Regions from separate parts of the Homo sapiens genome. Here region 1 is linked to region 2. Evidence: read pairs that join two places in POLR2A ChIA-PET (ENCODE). Cell type or tissue: CD4-positive, alpha-beta T cell. All regions are shown on one strand. Each heading gives the region's core, and the rest is flanking DNA. Links, peaks and the distances in the headings are about the cores only.

The links. ChIA-PET counts read pairs that join two places held together with the same protein. Peaks named below come from ENCODE experiments on the same cell type or tissue, not always from the same donor. Only the 100,000 strongest peaks of a DNase experiment are listed, where the experiment ranks them.
Region 1: POLR2A ChIA-PET joins it to region 2 with 11 read pairs; 2 of 35 experiments call an interaction of 5 or more read pairs at or near these places.

What each region holds. Positions count from the first base shown.
Region 1 is chr12:121,447,218-121,455,217 of GRCh38, forward strand. KDM2B (lysine demethylase 2B) reads right to left here. Exons shown (of 23, transcript NM_032590.5): 13 at 5,903-6,127. Among named protein-coding and RNA genes, the nearest start is that of MIR7107, 6.9 kb to the left of the region's middle. RefSeq lists enhancers at 1,360-1,860, 1,861-2,361, 4,893-5,707, 5,708-6,521. In CD4-positive, alpha-beta T cell, for the core only: no CTCF peak of the experiment used is centred there; DNase peaks (open chromatin) are centred at 3,714 and 5,634.
Region 2 is chr12:120,548,631-120,559,840 of GRCh38, forward strand. RNF10 (ring finger protein 10) reads left to right here. Exons shown (of 17, transcript NM_014868.5): 3 at 3,869-4,068; 4 at 6,088-6,178; 5 at 8,652-8,836; 6 at 8,916-9,052. Among named protein-coding and RNA genes, the nearest start is that of RNF10, 20 kb to the left of the region's middle. In CD4-positive, alpha-beta T cell, for the core only: no CTCF peak of the experiment used is centred there; no DNase peak of the experiment used is centred there; H3K27ac peaks cover 295 bases.

The DNA of each region.
Region 1 (8,000 bases), core at 1-8,000, 900 kb after region 2:
GAAGCAGATATGAAAATTCCAGGTCTTCTCTTTTTTTTTTTTATTTTTTGAGATGGAGTCTTGCTCTGTCACCCAGGCTGGAGTGCAGTGGCACGGTCTCGACTCACTGCAACCTCTGCCTCCTGGGTTCAAGCGATTCTCCTGCCTCAGCCTCCCGAGTAGCACAGGTGCCCGCCACCACGCCCAGCTAATTTTTTATATTTGTAGTAGAGATGCGGGGTTTCACCATGTTGGTCAGGCTGGTCTCGGACTCCTGACCTCATGATCCACCCACATCGGCCTCCCAAAGTGCCAGGATTACAGGCGTAAACCACCGCACCCGGCAATTCCAAGTCCTTTCTAATGAATCAGACATAACAGAGATTTACAAAAATATAAAACAACGCCATTCTTCTTATTTTTCTTTTGGAAAATGTAATTATTTCTCATAAAAATATGTTATTTCTTTTTTCTTATTTATTGTTGAGACGGTGTCTTGCTCTGTTGCCCAGTCTGGAGTGCAGTGACATGATCTCGGCTCACTGCAACCTCTGTCTGCCTCCTGGGTTCAAGCGATTCTCCCACCTCAGCCTCCCGAGTAGCTGGGACTACAGGCGTGCTGGGTAATTTTTGTATTTTTAGTAGAGATGGGGTTTCACCATGTTGGCCAGGCTTGTCTCAAACTCCTGACCTCGAGTGATCCTCCCACCTTAGCCTCCCAAAGTGTTGTGATTGCAGGCATTAGCCACCGCGCCCGGCCAAAATATGTTATTTCTATTAACACGTCATGGGTTTTCTTGTTATTTTAAGATAAATTTAAAATCTAAAAAAAAATTTCTTGGCCAGGAGTGATAGCACATGCCTGCAATCCCAGCACTTTGGGAGGCCAAGGCAGGCGGATTGCCTGAGCCCAGGAGTTTGAGACTAGCCTGGGCAACGTGGCAAAACCCTGTCTTTACAAAAAAATACAAAAATTAGTTGAGTGTAGTGGTGAATGCCTGTAGTCCCAGCTGCTCGGGAGACTGAGGTGGGAGGACTGCTTGAGCCCAGGAGGTAGAGGCTGCAGTGAGCCACGAGCACACCACTGCACTCCAGCCTGAGCGACACAGCAAGACTCTGTCTCAAAAAAAAAAAAAAAAAAAAAAAAAATCAGTTTTAATTTTTTTTTTTAGCTAAAGTCCTCTCACATCAAACTCAGTTTAAATTTCTAATACGGTCAATATTAATAAATATATAGCCTACATAAAAGAAAAGCTCTTTAGGGTCCTCATAATTTTGAAGAGCATGAAGGGGTCCCTGAGACCACGAAGTGTGAGAACTTGATGCACCCGGCTGTGAGCCCCCTGAGGCCAGGGCAGGTCAGCCTCATCCCGCCCAGTGCACCTGCAGACAGAGGAAGCACGCAGCCAACCTTTATTATGCTGCTCAGAGGAGCTTCAAGCAGGCTGGGATATACACGCCATTGGTAAGTGAAAAAGACTTGATTAAATGGCGCAAATGTTTGAATTCTAATAAACAGGACACAGAAGGCAAGGCAGTCATCGTTCCTTCCACAAATACCAAACACACATCTGCCACGGCCTGAAACAAGGTCCTGGGGCCACAGGAGCGAGGGAGATGGCTGCTCCCCATGAGCTATTTGGGAAGACAAAGACATTAAGTCGCTGAAATCCAAAGAAAACATGGAAAAATCATGTTCAAGAGTTCTCAGAAGCAGCAGAGGCTGATTTCTGGAGGACTTGGAGGACAGGGTGGAGAGAAGCCAAGTGGGCAAGGCCGCGGGGCCTCAAGGTGAATGAGGACAGAGCAGGCCAGGCCAAAGGGGACGTCTGGGGACCAGACTGCAGCGGGGGGCACAGGGTGAAGCACGGCCCACACGGCAAGAAGAGGGTCTGTGGTGGGGTGGGGCAGATGGCAGAACGGGCTCTGAGCCAGGTGGCAGGATGGGAGGCGGTGCCAGAGGCAAATCTCCTGCAGGGGCTGGCAGGGGGCTTGGGGCGCATGTGGGGGGGCAGACTGCAGGACACCAGCATGACATCGGCATGACACTGGCAGGGACATGGTGGAGAGGGGAGGCTACGGAGGCAGCCCCAGCGACGGAGCAAAGGGAGGGTCCAGAAAAGGAAGATAGGTGGGGCTGCGTATGTCACAGGTGGGTAACACGTGAGAAGTGCCCTGGCAGAGCAGAAGGGCTAGGAGAAGAGTAAGAAGGACCCCAAGGGTCAGGCCAAGCCTGCATCTGCCATCAGTTCCAGAAGCCACGTCAAGCTGAAGAGAGTAGGAGACGTAGAAAAATGGGGTTTCCTTCAACCAGCATGCGCTGTGCCAGGCACCAGAGCTGCAAAGATAAGATGGCACCCGAGACAGGTTTCCTATAACTGGGCCCAGCACACGGGGGCTGGGAGATAATAATGCCAAAGAGAAAAAGACAGTCGCGGGTTCATTACTGGCACACATTGGGTTTTAGGTGACACCGTTCTAAAAACCAACAGTTGCTATAGACAAGCTCTTTTAAATTCTATAGGATCCAATGGGTCACATGGACCCAGTCTCCAAAAAATGCACATCCATGCATGCACATAGACAAAAATGCATTTAATTTCAGGATGGCTCACAAATTCCCCGAAATCCATGGAAATGTCCTGGGGTTCGGGTACCAATTAAAAGCACAAGCAGTGGAACTGAACTTCTGCAGCAAAAGAAAGAACTGACAGAGTGAAAAGGCAATCTACAGGATGGAAGAAAATCCTTGCTAACCAGAGACCTGATAAGGGTTAATATCCAAAACATATCTAGAACTCCTCTAACTCAGCAACAAAAACCCCCAAAAGAAAGCCGATCTAGGCCAGATGCACTGTAATCCCAGCACTTTGGGAGGCCAAGGCGGGAGGGTGATCACCTGAGGTCAGGGGTTTGAGACCAGCCTAGACAATAGAGTGAAACCCTGCCTCTACCAAAAATACAAAAATTAGCTGGGTGTGGAGGTATGTGCCTGTAACTCCAGCTACTTGGGAGGCTGAGGTAGGATAATTTCTTGAACCCAGGAGGCAGAAGTTGCAGTGAGCCGAGACTGCGCCACTGCACTCCAGCCTGGGCAAAAGAATGAGACTCTGTCTCAAAAAAAAAAAAGAAAGAAAAAAAAGAAAAGAAAAAAGTAAATCAGTTTAAAAACGGGCTAAGGACTCAGACATTTCTCCAAAGAAGACAGACAAACAGCCAATAAGCACTTGAGAAGATGCTCAACATCACTAAGAATTAGGGAAAAGTAAATCAAAACTACAGTGAGACGTCACCTCATACAAATTAGGATGGCCACTAAAAACAAACTGAAAGCCCATAACATAACAGATGTTGGTGGGGACACAGAGAAACAGGAACCTTCATCGGGTGCGGTGGCTCACGCCTGTAATCCCAGCACTTTGGGAGGCCGAGGCGGGTGGATCACGAGGTCAGGAGATCCAGACCATCCTAGCCAACATGGTGAAACCCCGTCTCTACTAAAAATGCAAAAAAATTAGCCAGGCGTGGTGGCGGGCACTGGTAGTCCCAGCTACTCTGGAGGCTGAGGCAGGAAAAATGGCATGAACCCAGGAGGTGGAGCTTGCAGTGAGCCGAGATCGTGCCACTGCACTCCAGCCTGGGTGACAGAGCAAGACTCCATCAAAAAAAAAAAAGAGGAAGAAACAGGAACTTTCATGCACCCGTGGTGGGAATGTAAAACGGGATGGCCGCGGTGGCCAACAGTACAGAGGTTCCTCAAAAAGTTAAAAATAGAATCGTCATATGACCCAGCAAGCCCACTTCTGGGCATGGAGTTGACCCTTACACAGCACAGGATTGAACTGTGTGGGTCCGCTTATATGCCGATTTTTTTTCAACAAAAGTTATACTGAGTGTGCCTGCGTCTCCTGCCCCCCCCTTCTACCTCCTCCATCTCTTCTGCCTCTGCCACCTCTGAGACAGCAAGACCAACCCCTCCTCCTCTGCCTACACAATGTGAAGATGATGAGCATGAAGACCTTTATGATGATCCACTTCCACTTAATGAATGATAAATATATTTTCCTTATGATCTTCTTAATATTTTCTTTTCTCTAGCTTATTTTATTGTGAGAATACAGTATATAATACATATAAGATATGTGTTAATGGACTGTTTTTGTTACTGGTAAGGCTTCTGGTCAACAATAGGGCTAACAGTAGTTAAGTTTTAGGGGAGTCAAAAGTTACATGCAGATTTTCAACTGCACAGAGGTCAGATGGTGCCCCAACCCTTGTGTTGTTCAAGGGTCAATTGTATATCCAGAAGAATTCAAAACATGATCTCAAAGAGATATCTGCACACCCATATTCACTGCAGCACTATTCACAACAGGCAAGAGGTGAAAGCAATCCATATGTCCATCAACAGATGAATGGATAAAGAAAAGTTGAGCCAGGCGTGGTGGCTCACGCCTGTAATCCCAGCACTCTTGGAGGCCGAGGTGGGTAGATCACTTGAGGTCAGGAGTTCGAGACCAGCCTGGCCAACATGATGAAGCCCCGTCTGTACTAAAAATATAAAAATTAGCCAGATGTGGTGGCAGGTGCCTGTAATCCCAGCTACTCAGGAGACTGAGGCAGGAGAATCGCTTGAACCCAGGAGGCAGGGGTTGTTGTAAGCCAAGATTCCACTGCTGCACTCCAGCCTGGGCAACAGAGCAAGACTCCATCTCAGAAAAAAAAAAGAAAATTTGGTACAAATACACTTTCAGTATTAATCGGCCATAAAAAAAAAGGAAATTGTCATATGCTTCAACATGGATGAACCCTGAGGACTTTATGCTCAGGGCTATAAACAAGCCAATCCAATCACAGAAAGCCAATTACTGCATAATTCCACTTCTATGAGGTCCCGAGAGGAGTCAAGCTCTTAGAAACTGAAAGTGGAATGGTGGTTGCCCGGGCTGAGGGAGGGGAAAGGGGAGTAGAGCTTCAGTGGGTATGGAGTTTCAGTTTTGCAAAATGAAAAAGTTCTAGGGATCAGCTTCCCAAAAACGTGCATATGGTAATACTACTGTACTGCATACTTAAAAATGATTAATGTATTTTTTTTACCACAATTTCAAAAAACAAAACACAAGAAATATGCGTGGAAGGAGATGGCTGAGGTGTCTGGGCCTGCGGGGCATCGACAGCCAAGGAGGAAGGGCTCACCCTATGCCAGGCTGGGCCTGCAGATGAGCGCACCAGGGCCGAGGAATCCCGTCCCTCCAGCCGAGCCTGCTTTTCCACGGGGACTGGGAGATGACTCCTCCACAGGGAGGACCGCCGGCCCCCGGGGAGCAGCGCCCTGAGGAAGGCAGAGCATGTGGGTGTGTACAAGGGAATTCAAGGGCAAACCCCGCGACCTCGCCCCGTTGCGAAGTCCATGTCCACTGCCCTGTCTGGGGACGAGACCAGCGGCGCGGGGCCACTGCCGGAGCTGAGGCCAGGCGGTGTGGAGGGGCGGGCCAGGCTCTCCCGGGCGCGGCTCCTCAGTACCATAAATCACTCCTTGTTGGGGGCAGCCCCCTGAGATGGGGCGCTGACCTTCCACCCAGACTTCTGACTCTGAAGGCAGGGCCGGAAGGAAGGAAGGAAGGGCCCAGAACCGTCACCCAGAACCGTAATGTTGGCAACGGGGTCACAGACAGGACAGGCTGCCTGTCATCTTTAATGGCAGCAACTTCAAAGTACCTGAGCACCCTGGGAGGGAAGGAGCAGGAGGCCTGAGCCTGCGAAGCGGCCAGCGCCTTCCCGTCCACAGGAAGAGCTCTCGGGGAGTCCACAGCCCCGGCTTCTCTGTGTGCGGAGGGGCGGCCAGAGCGAGCAGCGGTCAGACACGCGGGCCGGCACGCAGGGGCCTGAATCGAGCGCAGGGCTGGGCGGGGGCCGCACTCACCGCGATGCACTGCCGCATGATGCAGCTCTGCTTCATGCGCCCGGGGCCCCCGAACTTCTTCATGTCCTTGCAGAAGTGGCACTCTCCGCACTCGGTCCGCAGGCAGGCCTCGCACTTGCGGCATCGCGTCCGGCGCCGCCGAGCTCCTGCCGTTGTCCGGTTGGCGGCCAACTTCACCGCGGAGGCCGGGCCCAGCTTCCCCTTGGGCCGACCCACAGCCCGGTTCTGCAGGGGAACAGACACGACTGGTCAGATGGGGAGACTGCAGGCACGGCCAGACCCCCGGAAAGGGTGTTAGGGAGCAAACTGTGTACCCCCAGAAAGACACGATGGGGGCTCTAAACCCCATTCCTCAGAGTGTGATCTTTATTTGGAGATGGGGGCTTTGCAGAGACCGTCAGGTTAAACGAGGTAATTCAGGTGAACGCTAATCCAGTATGACTGGTGTCCTTACGAAAGGGGAACTTTTGGACACAGAGACAGACACGCACGTAGAGAACGTGTGTGAAGACACAGGCCTTCCACAGACTGGAGCCCTGTCTACAAGCCAAGAAGTGCCAAGGATGGCAGCACATACCAGGAGCTGGAGGCGCGGGGAAGGACCCTCCCCTAGAGCCCGCAGAGCCAGCCCGGCCCGCCAGCCCACACCTTGACTTCAGACTCCTGGCCTCCAGAACCGGGAGAGAAGAAAGGCCGGTTGTTTTAAGCCACCCGTTATGGCAGCCCTAGGAGAGGACGACAGAGGGCGCGTGCTTCTTGCCGCAGCACACAGCTCGAGACCTTCCATGGCTGCACCCACAGGCTCGGACCCTGCCCACCTTTCCCACCTCCGTCTGCTCCCCAAGAAAGACCGCAAGGGGCCACACAATCGGTCTCTGTTCCCCCAGCCCGGAAGGCCAACCCCACCCCCGCCCAAGCCACTTGGCTGATGCCCACTCATTCCGTCTGGTCAGTTTACAGGCTGCTTTCTTCTGGAAGCCCCTACTGCCCACCTGCACTGGGTTCAGGGCCCCTCTGGGAGATCCTGTTAGAGCGCTCATGATGGTAATCATCTGTTCCTTCCCTTTGAGACGGGGCACAGGAGGGCACTCACCACAGGTGTCTTGTGCACCACTGCACCTCTCTACGAGCCAGCCTGGCATGCAGAATGCACTCAACAAACCAGAGCCACCCCAGGGAGGATGGGATAGTAACCTTTAGGTCCCTGACTACTCAGATCTTCCCTAGATGGGCTCCAAATGCTCCCTTCCCTGGGACTCACAGAAGAGAGAGACAGTAGGTGGACAGAGAGCTGGGCTAGTAGCTAAGCCAGGAAAATGGGACAGCCACAGCCCCTGCCCTCTGGTTCCCAGCCCCAGAGCCTCCTGCAGACCCATGATCTACGGGGGAGCCCTAAGCTAGCTGCTGAGGACACTGTCCACAGAGGTCCCCTGTCCACCTGGGACCTGTAGTGGGAGGGACCAGGATGGGAGAGCTTTTCTTGTCTGTGGCATCTTTCTGGAGAGCCTGGGGTGGCTGAGAAATGGTGAAGTCCCTGTCAGGGAGACACGTGGTCACCCTGGAAACCAGCTGACCTAACGGCATCTAACGCCTAAAGCCCCTTTTCAGCTAACTGAACACCCTTTGGTCCAGAGTCCCACCCTCTTCATTTCAGTGACTTGTCATACTTGAATCCCCAAACAAAACCCCATACTTTTGGGAGCACACAGACCCAGAAGAGCTGTTACTATTCATACACTCCAATGGAGAAGAAGGTCCACATCACAGGGACCCCCTCTCACAACACACACAACTCCCTGCACCCTAGGGGCTTCCTAGAAACTTCCAACTGCATAGGAAGAAAAACAGCCCCCCTTTCTCCTCAAATACAGCCTCGCCACCATCAACTTTCTTCTCCAGTGCAGTGGTCCCTGTAGAAAGCCCGCAGCCTCACGTGCCACCCACTTTGCTGTCAACACCTAAGCAGACCCCTCCCTCCGATTCACCTTCCCACAGCATTCAAGGAGCTTCCAGGCCCCCATCAGCCCGAGTGGCCCCTCAGGAAGCACTGGAGCTCTGGGCCTCTACCCTGCTCAACCTGCTGTGAACCCCAAAGAGG
Region 2 (11,210 bases), core at 1,735-9,734:
AATATGAGCTTGAGGGATTTTTTTTCTTTCTTTTTTTTTTTTTTTTGAGATGGAGTCTCGCTCTGTCCCCCCAGGCTGGAGAGCAGTGGCGCAATCTCGGCTCACTGCAACCTCCGCTCTTGGGTTCACGCCATTCTCCTGCCTCAGTCTCCCGAGTAGCTGGGACTACAGCTGGGACTATTAGCCCACCACCACGCCCGGCTAATTTTTTTTGTATTTTTAGTAGAGACGGGGTTTCACCGTGTTAGCCACGGTGGTCTCGATCTTCTGACCTTGTGATCCGCCCGCTTCGGCCTCCCAAAGTGCTGGGATTACAGGCATGAGCCACCGCGCCCGGCTGAGGGATTTTAAGATTAGGGAAATGATAACATGTCTGTGCTCATGGGATGGTCCTGGTGAGAGGCAAAGTGATGTGGGGAAAAGGGAGAGAATTGCTGAGCAATGTCCTTGAGTCCTTGAGATCTAGTGAGAAGTGGAGCAGTTGTCTTAGATAGGAACTCTACCAGTTCATCCCCAGTAACAAAAGGAAGGCCTGGTGATGGAGGTGGGTTCGGAGGTAGTTGGAATTCTTTTCTGATTGTTCTAATTTTCTCAGTGGAATATCTAAGGTGAGCCAAGAGGAGATTTGGAAGCCTGAGGAGTGAAGGAGTTGTCTGGGAAAGTGAGGGAATGAATGGACTGCAGAAGCGTACTAGGATTGTAGTACTTCCAGGCACATGAGGGTCTACTGTGGTGAGGCTGGTTGCTGTGGTTGTATTTGTTAGCCCTGTTTGTCTGCTGCAGGGCTGATGTGGAATAGGAAAAGAGTTGAATTAATCAGGGGAAGGTTTTGCCAGGTGAATACAGCAGATATATGAAGAAGTGGGTGATGGGGCCGGGCGCAGTGGCTCACAGCTGTAATCCCAGCACTTTGGGAGGCCAAGGAGGGTGGATCTCCTGAGGCCAGGAGTTTGAGACGGGCCTGGCTAATGTGGCAAAACTCTGTCTCTACTAAAAATACAAAAATTAACCGGGCGTGATGGCAGGTGCCTGTAATTCCAGTTACTTGGGAGGCTGAGGCAGGAGAATTGCTTGAACCCAGAAGGTGAAAGGTGCAGTGACCTGAGATCGCACCACTGCACTCCAGCTTGGGCGACAGAGCAAGACTCCATCTCCAAATAAATAAGTGAATAAATAAATAATAAATAAAAATTTAAAAAAGGAAGTGGGCAGTGGACCACAGGATCTAAGCCAAATCTGAGGGGTTGGATCATTGATTTGGAGGTCCTAGTGGGGGTAAAGAATTGTTGGAGTCAGGACTAAACCTGGGGAAGGAGTGTATTCCGGTCTGGACAACAGAATGCTCAAAGTTAAGATAGTGGAAGAGGTTGTGGTTGTTGGTCTAGACTATAGAACACTCCTGTCTAATAGATCAAGCCATGTGTGTAATCATACATTTTCTAGCTGCCTGCGCTAGAGAAGTAAAAAGTCCATTTTAATATGTTTAATATATTAAATTCAATATATCTAAAATCTAAAAGTTTACCACGTGGTACAGCCACATTTCAAGTGCTTAGTAGCTACATGTAGCTACTGGCTGCTGTGTTGGACATTACAGCTGTAGAACGGAAACCTGTAGGTGTGGTTGGCTGAGATGGGAGGGGCAAGCTAATTGGAAGAGAGGAGGTCAAGGACCTGGAGTTCAGGGTATTGCGAGGATAATCAGGAAGTATGAGTGGCGTCAGAGAAAGTGACAGTGGGCCAGCTAGGACAAGCTGAAGATGATAAAAGGTTGAGAATGTGGAGGATTTTGTTGACTGAGCACAAGCTCTTAGATCTAAGTTTGGGGCATTAAGGGTGGAAGACCGTTTGATTAAAGAGATCAGAGCCATGTGGAGATGAAAAATAAGGGATGACCTGGAAGTCTTGGGCTTCCTGTGTTGCACAAGCAAACAGAATGTGGAGAATGTGGCGTTTTTTTGTTTTTTGTTTGCTTTTTTTTTTTTGGACGAAGTCTCGCTCTGTCGTCCAGGCTAGAGTGCAGTGGCGTGATCTCGGCTCACTGCCAGCTCTGCCTCCTGGATTCACGGCATTCTCCTGCCTCAGCCTCCCGAGTAGCTGGGACTATAGGTGCCCGCCACCATGCCCAGCTAATTTTTTGTATTTTTAGTAGAGACAGGGTTTCACTGTGTTAGCCAGGGTGGTCTCGATCTCCTGACCTCGTGATCCGCCCGCCTCAGCCTCCCAAAGTGCTGGGATTACAGGCATGAGCCACCACACCCGGCCCAGAATGCGGCGTTATTTTTAAGCTTGGTTGTTAATATAAAAAAGGAAGTTATCTGACTGGATGGTATACCACCAGTTGTATTTAATTATTTTTAATTTATTATTTTTGAGACAGGGTCTTGTGGTGTCGCCCAGGCTGGAGTGCAGTGGCATGATTGTGGCCCACTGCAGCCTTGACCTACTGGGCTCAAATTATCCTCCCACCTCAGCCTTCCAAGTAGATGGGACCACAGGCATGCATCACTAAGCCTGGCTAATTTTTAAATTTTTTGTAGAGACATGGGATCCCTGTGTTGTCTAGACTGGTCTCAAACTCCTGGCCTCAAATGATCCTCCCTCCTTGGCCTCCTAAAGCACTGGGATTATAGATGTGAGCCACTGCGCCCATCCTAGTGTTTTTTTTTTTTTTTTTTTTTTGAAATGGAGTTTTGCTCTTGATGCCAGGCTGGAGTGCAATGGTGTGATCTTGGCTCACTGCAACCTCTGCCTCTCGGGTTCAAGCGATTCTCCTGCCTCAGCCTCCCGAGTAGCTGGTATTTCAGGCACCTGCCACTGCACCCGGCTAGTTTTTTTTTTTATTTTCAGTAGAGATGGGGTTTCACCATATTGCCCAGGCTGGTCTTGAACTCCTGACCTCAGGTGATCCGCCTACCTCAGCCTCCCAAAGAGCTGGGATTACAGGCATGAGCTACTATTCCTGGTCACCCATCCTGATTTTATTTTTAAATTTTAGATTTTATTTTTTAGACACAGAATCTCACCCTGTTGCCCAGGCTGGAGTGCAGTGGCTATTTGCAGGTGTATCATAGTGCACTGCAACCTTGAATTCCTGGGCTCAAGTGCCCCTCTTCAGCCTCCTGAGTGGCTGAGAGTGCAGGTGTGCATTACCGTTGCCTAGCTTTGTATTTATTTTTAAAGACTGTATTACTCCATTCTCTCATTGCTATTAAGAACTACCTGAGACTGGGTAATTTATGAAAAAGAGTGGCTTAATTGACTCACAGTTCTGCAGGCTGTACAGGAAACATGGCTGGGGAGCCCTCAGGGAACTTACAGCGGGAGAACGGGAAGCAGGCACATCTTAGGAGGAAGACTGCATAAGAGGAAATGCTACATACTTTTTTTTTTTTTTGAGCTGAGGTCGCGCCACTGCACTCCAGCCTGGGTGACAGAGTGAGACTCTGTCTCAAAAAAAAAAAAAAAAAATTCCTCTTCCTGGCCGGGCGAGGTGGCTCATGCCTGTAATCCCAGCACTTTGGGAGGCTGAGGTGAGTGGATCACCTGAGGTCAAGAGTTGGAGACCAGCATGGTCAACATGGCGAAACCCTGTCTCTACTAAAAATACAAAAATCAGCTGGGTGTGGTTTAATCCCACACGCCTGTAATCCCAGCTACTCAGGAGGCTGAGGCAGGAGAGTCACTTGAACCTGGGAGGCAGAGGTTGCAGTGAGCCAAGATCGTGCCATTGCACTCCAGCCTGGATGACAGAGTAAGACTCCGTCTCAAAAAAAAAAGCTGTGTAAAAGGAGGGTTTTTTTTGGGTTTCTGCTATAAATCAGTGTCATCCTAATCTGAAATACTGATTCATTCTCATTCTCTCTAGGTAGCAGAGGCTCAACGGGCAGAGTTTAGCCCTGCCCAGTTCTCTGGTCCTAAGAAGATCAACCTGAACCACTTGTTGAATTTCACTTTTGAACCCCGTGGCCAGACGGGTCACTTTGAAGGCAGTGGACATGGTAGCTGGGGAAAGAGGAACAAGTGGGGACATAAGCCTTTTAACAAGGAACTCTTTTTACAGGCCAAGTGAGTATTGCTACCCCTCAGAGGAAAGGGAAAGTAGGACTCTCCGGATAGCTGTGGTGCCTCTGTGAGAGGCTTTTTTTAAGCTATTGTGGGAAAGAAGCAGAAAGGGAATTGGTCTCGTTCTTTTTCTGTTCACCACTGCCCCGCCCTTCCTTTCTTTTACCCACTTTCCAGGTGGATGTTTTTGGTACTTAATATAATGCTTAAATAACTTAGTATCATGATAAGGTAGAAAACATGTTTGGAATTGGACCTAGATTTGAATCTTGTTTCGGCCTTTGACCTTAAGTAACTTAACAGCTTTGAGATTTAGCCTCTCCTTTATAAGGAAGAGGAAAGGTTTTTTTTTTTTTTTTTTTTTTTTTTTTTTTTTTTTTTTTTTTTTTTTTTTTTTTTTTTTTTTGAGATGTAGTCTCGCTCTGCCACCCAGGCTAGAGTGCGGTGGCGTGATCTCGGCTCACTGCAACCTCTGCCTCCCGGGTTTAAGTGATTTTTTTGCCTCAGCCTCCCGAATAGCTGGGACTACAGGTGCATACCACCACCCCCGTCTAATTTTTTTATTTTTATTTTTGATAGAGACGGGGTTTCACCATATTGGCCAGGCTGGTCTCAAACTCCTGACCTCGTGATCCACCTGCCTCGGCCTCCCAAAGTGCTGGGATTACAAGCATGAGCCACCATGCCCAGCCAGGAAGAGGAATTCTTTTTTTTTTTTTTTTTTTGAGACAAAGTCTTGCTCTGTCACCCAGGCTGGAGTGCAGTGGCACGATCTCAGCTCGCTGCAAGCTCCACCTCCCGGAGCTTCATGCCATTCTCCTGCCTCAGCCTCCCGAGTAGCTGGGACTACAGGCGCCCACCCCCTGGCTAATTTTGTTTTTGTATTTTTAGTAGAGATGGTGTTGCACCGTATTAGCCAGGATGGTCTTGATCTCCTGACTTCATGATCCACCCGCCTCGGCCTCCCAAAGTGCTGGGATTACAGGCGTGAGCCACGGCACCCAACCAGGAAGAGAAAATTTCTTAAGAGACAATTGAATGACAAGTTGAAGTGCTTGGCATACATTTGCTCAAATATGATCCCCTTTTGTTTCCTTTTGTGTGGCCCTAGTCATAATTGAAGATTTGACTTTGGATCTAGACTGAAGTAACCGTTTTGTACTTTATATGAACTGATGAACTGGTTTCAAATACTAATGACAGTCTTCTGTTTTTTTTTTTTTTTTGGTGACAGAGTCTCCCTCTGTCGCCCAGGCTGGAGTGTAGTGGCGTGATCTCGGCTCCCTGCAGCTTCTGCCTCTCAGGTTCAAGTGATTCTCCTGCCTTAGCCTCCTAAGTAGCTGGGACTACAGGCGCGTGTCACCATGCCCGGCTAATTTTTTTTGTATTTTTAGTAGAACGGGGTTTCACCGTGTTAGCCAGGATGGTCTTGATCTCCTGACCTCGTGATTCACCTGCCTCGGCCTCCCAAAGTGCTGGGATTACAGGTGTGAGCCACCATGCCTGGCCTAATTTTTCTATTTTTAGTAGAGATGGGGTTTCACCCTGTTGGCCAGGCTGGTCTCTAACTCCTGACCTCAAGTGATCCACCCACCTTGGCCTCCCCAAGTGCTGGGATTACAAGTGTGAGCCACTGTGCCTGGCCGAGAACAGTCTTTTCAACTGCCTTGAAGACTAGCCATTTTCTGGGGTTCTAAGGGGTGAGAGAGGAAATCTGGCTTACTGCTGTTTGATGGAGTCACGGTCTAGGTTAATTTTAGTTCAAGGGATGCCTTTGGGGAATTTGGCTGGACTTGAAGCAGAAGAAAACAGTTCATGGATTTAGACTTCTGCCTGCTGAGTCTTTGGGTTCTTTCCAGAGCTGGAGCTCAGAACTGAGGCTGAGGTCCTAGTGCAGTGCCTCATGAACCAGGGCTGCTAATGGCCTGCATTTGATTTCTAAGTGAATAGATGACAATTTCTGCTGAGGGTTTATTGGTAGATCCTGACAGTCTAGCTTTTTCCTGTCTTTCCTATTTCTAGCTGCCAATTTGTGGTGTCTGAAGACCAAGACTACACAGCTCATTTTGCTGATCCTGATACATTAGTTAACTGGGACTTTGTGGAACAAGTGGTGAGTAGCTCAGCCAAGCCCATAAGCTATGAATGGGAGCACTAAATAAAGGCACTGTGGTGACGCAGCAGCTGTTGGCTGTGTGCACTGCTTGATACCCTTTTCTGCCTGGCCTTTCTATAGATGTTTCCCAGAGGTCAGTTCCTGGTTCTTCCTGGAGTCCATTTTGTGACTAATTGGCTCTGGCCTGTAGGGATGGTGTATGAAAGGCTCTGATCTGAAGATGTGTAAGCTGGGAAGTAGTAACCCCTTACCCTCCTGATCTGGGTTGGGCTCATTACAGGGCCATTGCTTCATTGGCAGCCATTCGTAGCAATCACTATCAAAGTAGGCCTCAGCCTTGTGGCAGGGAGGCACATGAATGAGCCACACAGTTGTACTTTTCTTTTTTGAGAAAGAGTCTCACTCTGTTGCCCAGGCTGGAGTACAGTGGTGTGATCTTGGCTCACTGCAACCTCTGCCTCCAGGGTTCAAGCAATTCTCATGCCTCAGCCTCCTGAGTAGCTGGGATTACAGGCACCCGCCACCACGCCTGGCTAATTTTTGTATTTTTAGTAGAGACGGGGTTTCACCTTGTTGGCCAGGCTGTTTTTGAACTCCTGACTGCAAGTGATCCACCCACCTTGGCCTCCCAAAGTGTTGGGGTTACAGGCGTGAGCCACTCTATCTGGCCCAGTTGTACTTTTTTTTTTTTTTGAGACGGAGTTTCGCTCTTGTTGCCCAGGCTGGAGTACAGTGGTGCAATCTTGGCTCACTGCAACCTCTGCCTGCCAGGTTCAAGCGATTCTCCTGCCTCAGCCTCCCGAGTAACTGGGACTACAGGCACGCACCACCACTCCCAGCTAATTTTTTTTTGTATTTTTTTTTAGTAGAGATGGGGTTTCTCCATGTTGGTCAGGCTGGTCTTGAATTCCTGACCTCAGGTGATCCTCCCGACTTGGCCTCCCAAAGTGGTGGGATTACAGGCATGAGCCATCGTACCTGGCCTCTTTTTTTTTTTGAGACAGTCTTGCTCTGTCGCCCCAGCTGGAGTGCAGTGGCGCGATGTTGGCTCACTGTAACCTCCACCTCTTGGGTTCAAGCAATTCTCATGCCTCAGCCTCCTGAGTAGCTGGGATTACAGGCGTGCACCACTATGCCTGGCTAATTTTTGTATTTTCATTAGAGACGGGGTTCCACCGTGTTGTCCAGGCTTGTCTCAAACTCCCAGCTTCAAGTGATCAACCTGTCTCGGCCTCCCAAAGTGTTGGGATTACAGGCGTGAGCCACCACGCCCAGCTTCAGTTGCACTTTCAAAGCCACTGATGTGTTTTCTACTGAAGTTATAAACTCTAGGTATCCCCTTGTTGGTCCTAGTAGGGTATCTGTTGAAGAATAATAATTTCAAAATGATGGGCACTTTTTCTTTATGAGCAGGGGCTTTTGACCTTAAAGCTTGAACTCTCGCCGGGCGCGGTGGCTCACGCCTATAATCCCAGCACTTTGGGAGGCTGAGGCGGGCGGATCACGGGGTCAGGAGATCGAGACCATCCTGGCTAACACGGTGAAACCCCGTCTCTACTAAAAAAAAAAATTAGCCCGGCGCAGTGGCGGGTACCTGTAGTCACAGCTACTTGGGAGGCTGAGGCAGGAGAATGGCGTGAACCCGGGAGATGGAGCTTGCAGTGAGCCGAGATGGCGCCACTGCACTCCAGCCTGGGTGACAGAGTGAGACTCCGTCTCAAAAAAAAAAAAAAAAAAAAAAAAAAAGCTTGAACTCTCACTACTGTGAAAATGTATAAAATCATCTGAGAATGACATAGCATAAAAACTTAAGTTTTATTAAAAAAAAATGAAGTCTTTTTAATGCGTTCTTTGTTGGAAGTTACTGGTAGATTACTTCTAGACCCTTTTTAGGCCTTTATGCATACATATTAAGTTTTTTTATAAATGGGAATATAGTGATTTGTCACTTTTTTCTATTTAATGTAGAACCCCCAACATACCTGTTGTGTATTAGTTTTATTATATTTAACGGTTATTATGGTTTCCTTGATGCTTTGCTTAAAGAGCTATCATACAAAGCCAGGCGCGGTGGCTCACGCCGGTAATTCCAGGACTTTGGGAGGCCGAGGCGGGCGGATCACAAGGTCAGGAGATCAAGACCATCCTGGCTAACACAGTGAAACCCCGTCTCTACTAAAAAATTAGCTGAGCGTGGTGGCAGGCGCCTGTAGTCCCAGCTACTCCAGAGGCTGAGGCAGGAGAATGGCGTGAACCAAGGAGATGGACCGTCTCAAAAAAAAAAAAAAAAGAAAAAAATGATCATACATGTACCTACGTTGTAAACAATTTTAGAAAGATATGTTGAGTATAAGGATGTACGGGGATAGAGATGAGAGAGATGCGGATGAGAGAGTAGAGAGGCCTAAAACTTTGACAGTCCCTAATCAGTTCTTCAAGCAGTGAACCTTCTGGTGGCATTTTGTTTCAGCGCATTTGTAGCCATGAAGTGCCATCTTGCCCAATATGCCTCTATCCACCTACTGCAGCCAAGATAACCCGTTGTGGACACATCTTCTGCTGGGCATGCATCCTGCACTATCTTTCACTGAGTGAGAAGACGTGGAGTAAATGTCCCATCTGTTACAGTTCTGTGCATAAGAAGGATCTCAAGAGGTGAGATTGAGACATTTACTCAGTTAGATCCCAATCTCTTCACTCCTTGCCCTGCTACATATGAGTGTCCATGTTTCAGTGTTGTTGCCACAGAGTCACATCAGTATGTTGTTGGTGATACCATTACGATGCAGCTGATGAAGAGGGAGAAAGGGGTGTTGGTGGCTTTGCCCAAATCCAAATGGATGAATGTAGACCATCCCATTCATCTAGGAGGTGAGTTCTTTAAATTTTGGGGACAAATAATCCTGGGTACATTCTTTAAGGTGATTGAATATATCTAAGCATCAGAAAGTGAAGCCTTTGGGCAGGGCACATCTGGCATGTTCATATTAGTCATAGGATTCCAGTAGGTTAGGGTGGGGTTTGTAGAGAGTAGATTAATTATTGGTTTCAAGTTTGTTTAATCTATACATCCTAATTTTTCATTTTACAAGGTTTTATTACATAGTGTCTTTCACTGTGCCCAATCTTAGAGGTTCTGTGGTCAGCCAGTCTTGGTGCCTGTCGTCAAGAAACTCAGTAGTCCGATAGAAGAGACAGACTGGTAGACTGGCCATTAGGATAAAGAGTGTGATAAGTGCTCACAATGAATGCCAGAGATGTATTCCCTGTGTTTCATGCAGAAATGAGCATTTGATTAAAATAGCATTTCAGTCTCTGGGGAAAAGATAGATTTCTCAATAAATGGTATTGAAACAATTGATTCTCCCTAAGGAAAAAATAAAATTAGATTCCTATTTCATACCATTCATGAAATTAATTCCAGATAGATTGAAGAAGTAAATGTAAAAAATCCAAAAGTTTTAACCTTTTTATTTAAAAGAAAATATAGGACAATTTCTTTATAAATCCTCAGATGTGCATCTGTCTGAAGGATTGTGTGTTCTCATTTGGGTGGTAAATGTGTGTGTGTAATATTTTTTTCCTAGTGATTTTGACTGTTTAAATGTTTAGCAACTTAAAACATTAAAAATGTGTATTAATTAAAAAAAAATCCTCAGATATGGGTGGATTTTTGAACCAGGCTGAAATGATAGATGCTGTAAAAGACTGATAAATTTTATTTTTATTTTATTTATAGATATATAATATAATATGTATATATATATTTTTTTTTGAGACAGAGTCTGGCTCTGTCACCCAGGCTGGAGTGCAGTGGCATGATCTTGGCTCACTGCAACCTCTGCCTCCCGGGTTTGAGCGATTCTCGTGCCTCAGCCTCCCGAGTAGCTGGGACTACAGGCGCCCGCCACCATGCCTGGCTGATTTTTTTTGTATTTTTAGTAGAGACGGGGTTTCACCATGTTGGCAGGCTAGTCTCGAACTCCCGAGCTCAAGTGATCTGCCCGCCTTACCTCCCAAAGTGCTGGGATTACAGGCGTGAGCCACTGTGACCGGCCAAGAAAACCACTTTTAGTGTCCACAGAATTTTCGTTAATGAACATACCATCATGTCATTAACCCTTTATTTGAGATGGAATCTCACTTTGTCGCCTGGGCTGGAGTGCAGTGGCAATAATTACTTTTAATTAATTAAATTCATTAAAATAATTAAAATTAATTTAATTAATTAAATTAACTTTTAATTTTAAATTATTTTTTTTATTTTAAAAAATTAACTGGGCATGCAGGTATAGTTAATTTTTTATTTTTATTTTTAGCAGAGATGAGGTCTTGCTATGTTGATAGGCTGGTCTTGAACTACTCTTTTTTTTTTTTTTTTTTTTTTTGAGACGGAGTCTTGCTGTGTTTCCCAGGCTGGAGTGCAATGGTGTGATCTCGGCTCACTGCAACCTCCACCTCCTCGGTTCAAACGATTTTCCTTCCTCAGCTTCCTGAGTAGCTGGCATTTCAGGCACCTGCCACCACGCCCGGCTAATTTTTGTTTTTTTTGTGTGTGTGTGTTGTGCTTTTTTTGTTTTTGTTTTTGTTTTGAGATGGAGTCTCACTCTGTTGCCAGGCTGGAATGCAGTGGTGCAATCCCGGCTCACTGCAATCTCCGCCTCCCAGGTTCAAGAGATTCTCCTGCCTCAGCGTCCTGAGTAGCTGAGATTACAGGCACGCACCACCACACCTGGCTAGTTTTTGTATTTTTAGTAGAGACGGGGTTTCACCATGTTGGCCAGCATGGTCTCAATCTCTTGATCTTGTGATCCGCCTACCTCAGCCTCCCAAAGTGCTGGGATTACAGGTGTGAGCCACCGTACTCCGCCTGGTGTTATTTTTTTTTAATTTTATTTTTTGAGGCAGAGTTTTGCACTTGTTGCCCAGGCTGGAGTGCAATGGTGCGATCTTGGCTCACTGAAACCTCTGCCTCCTGGGTTCAAGCGATTTTCTTACTCCAGCCTCCCTAGTAGCTGGGATTATAGGC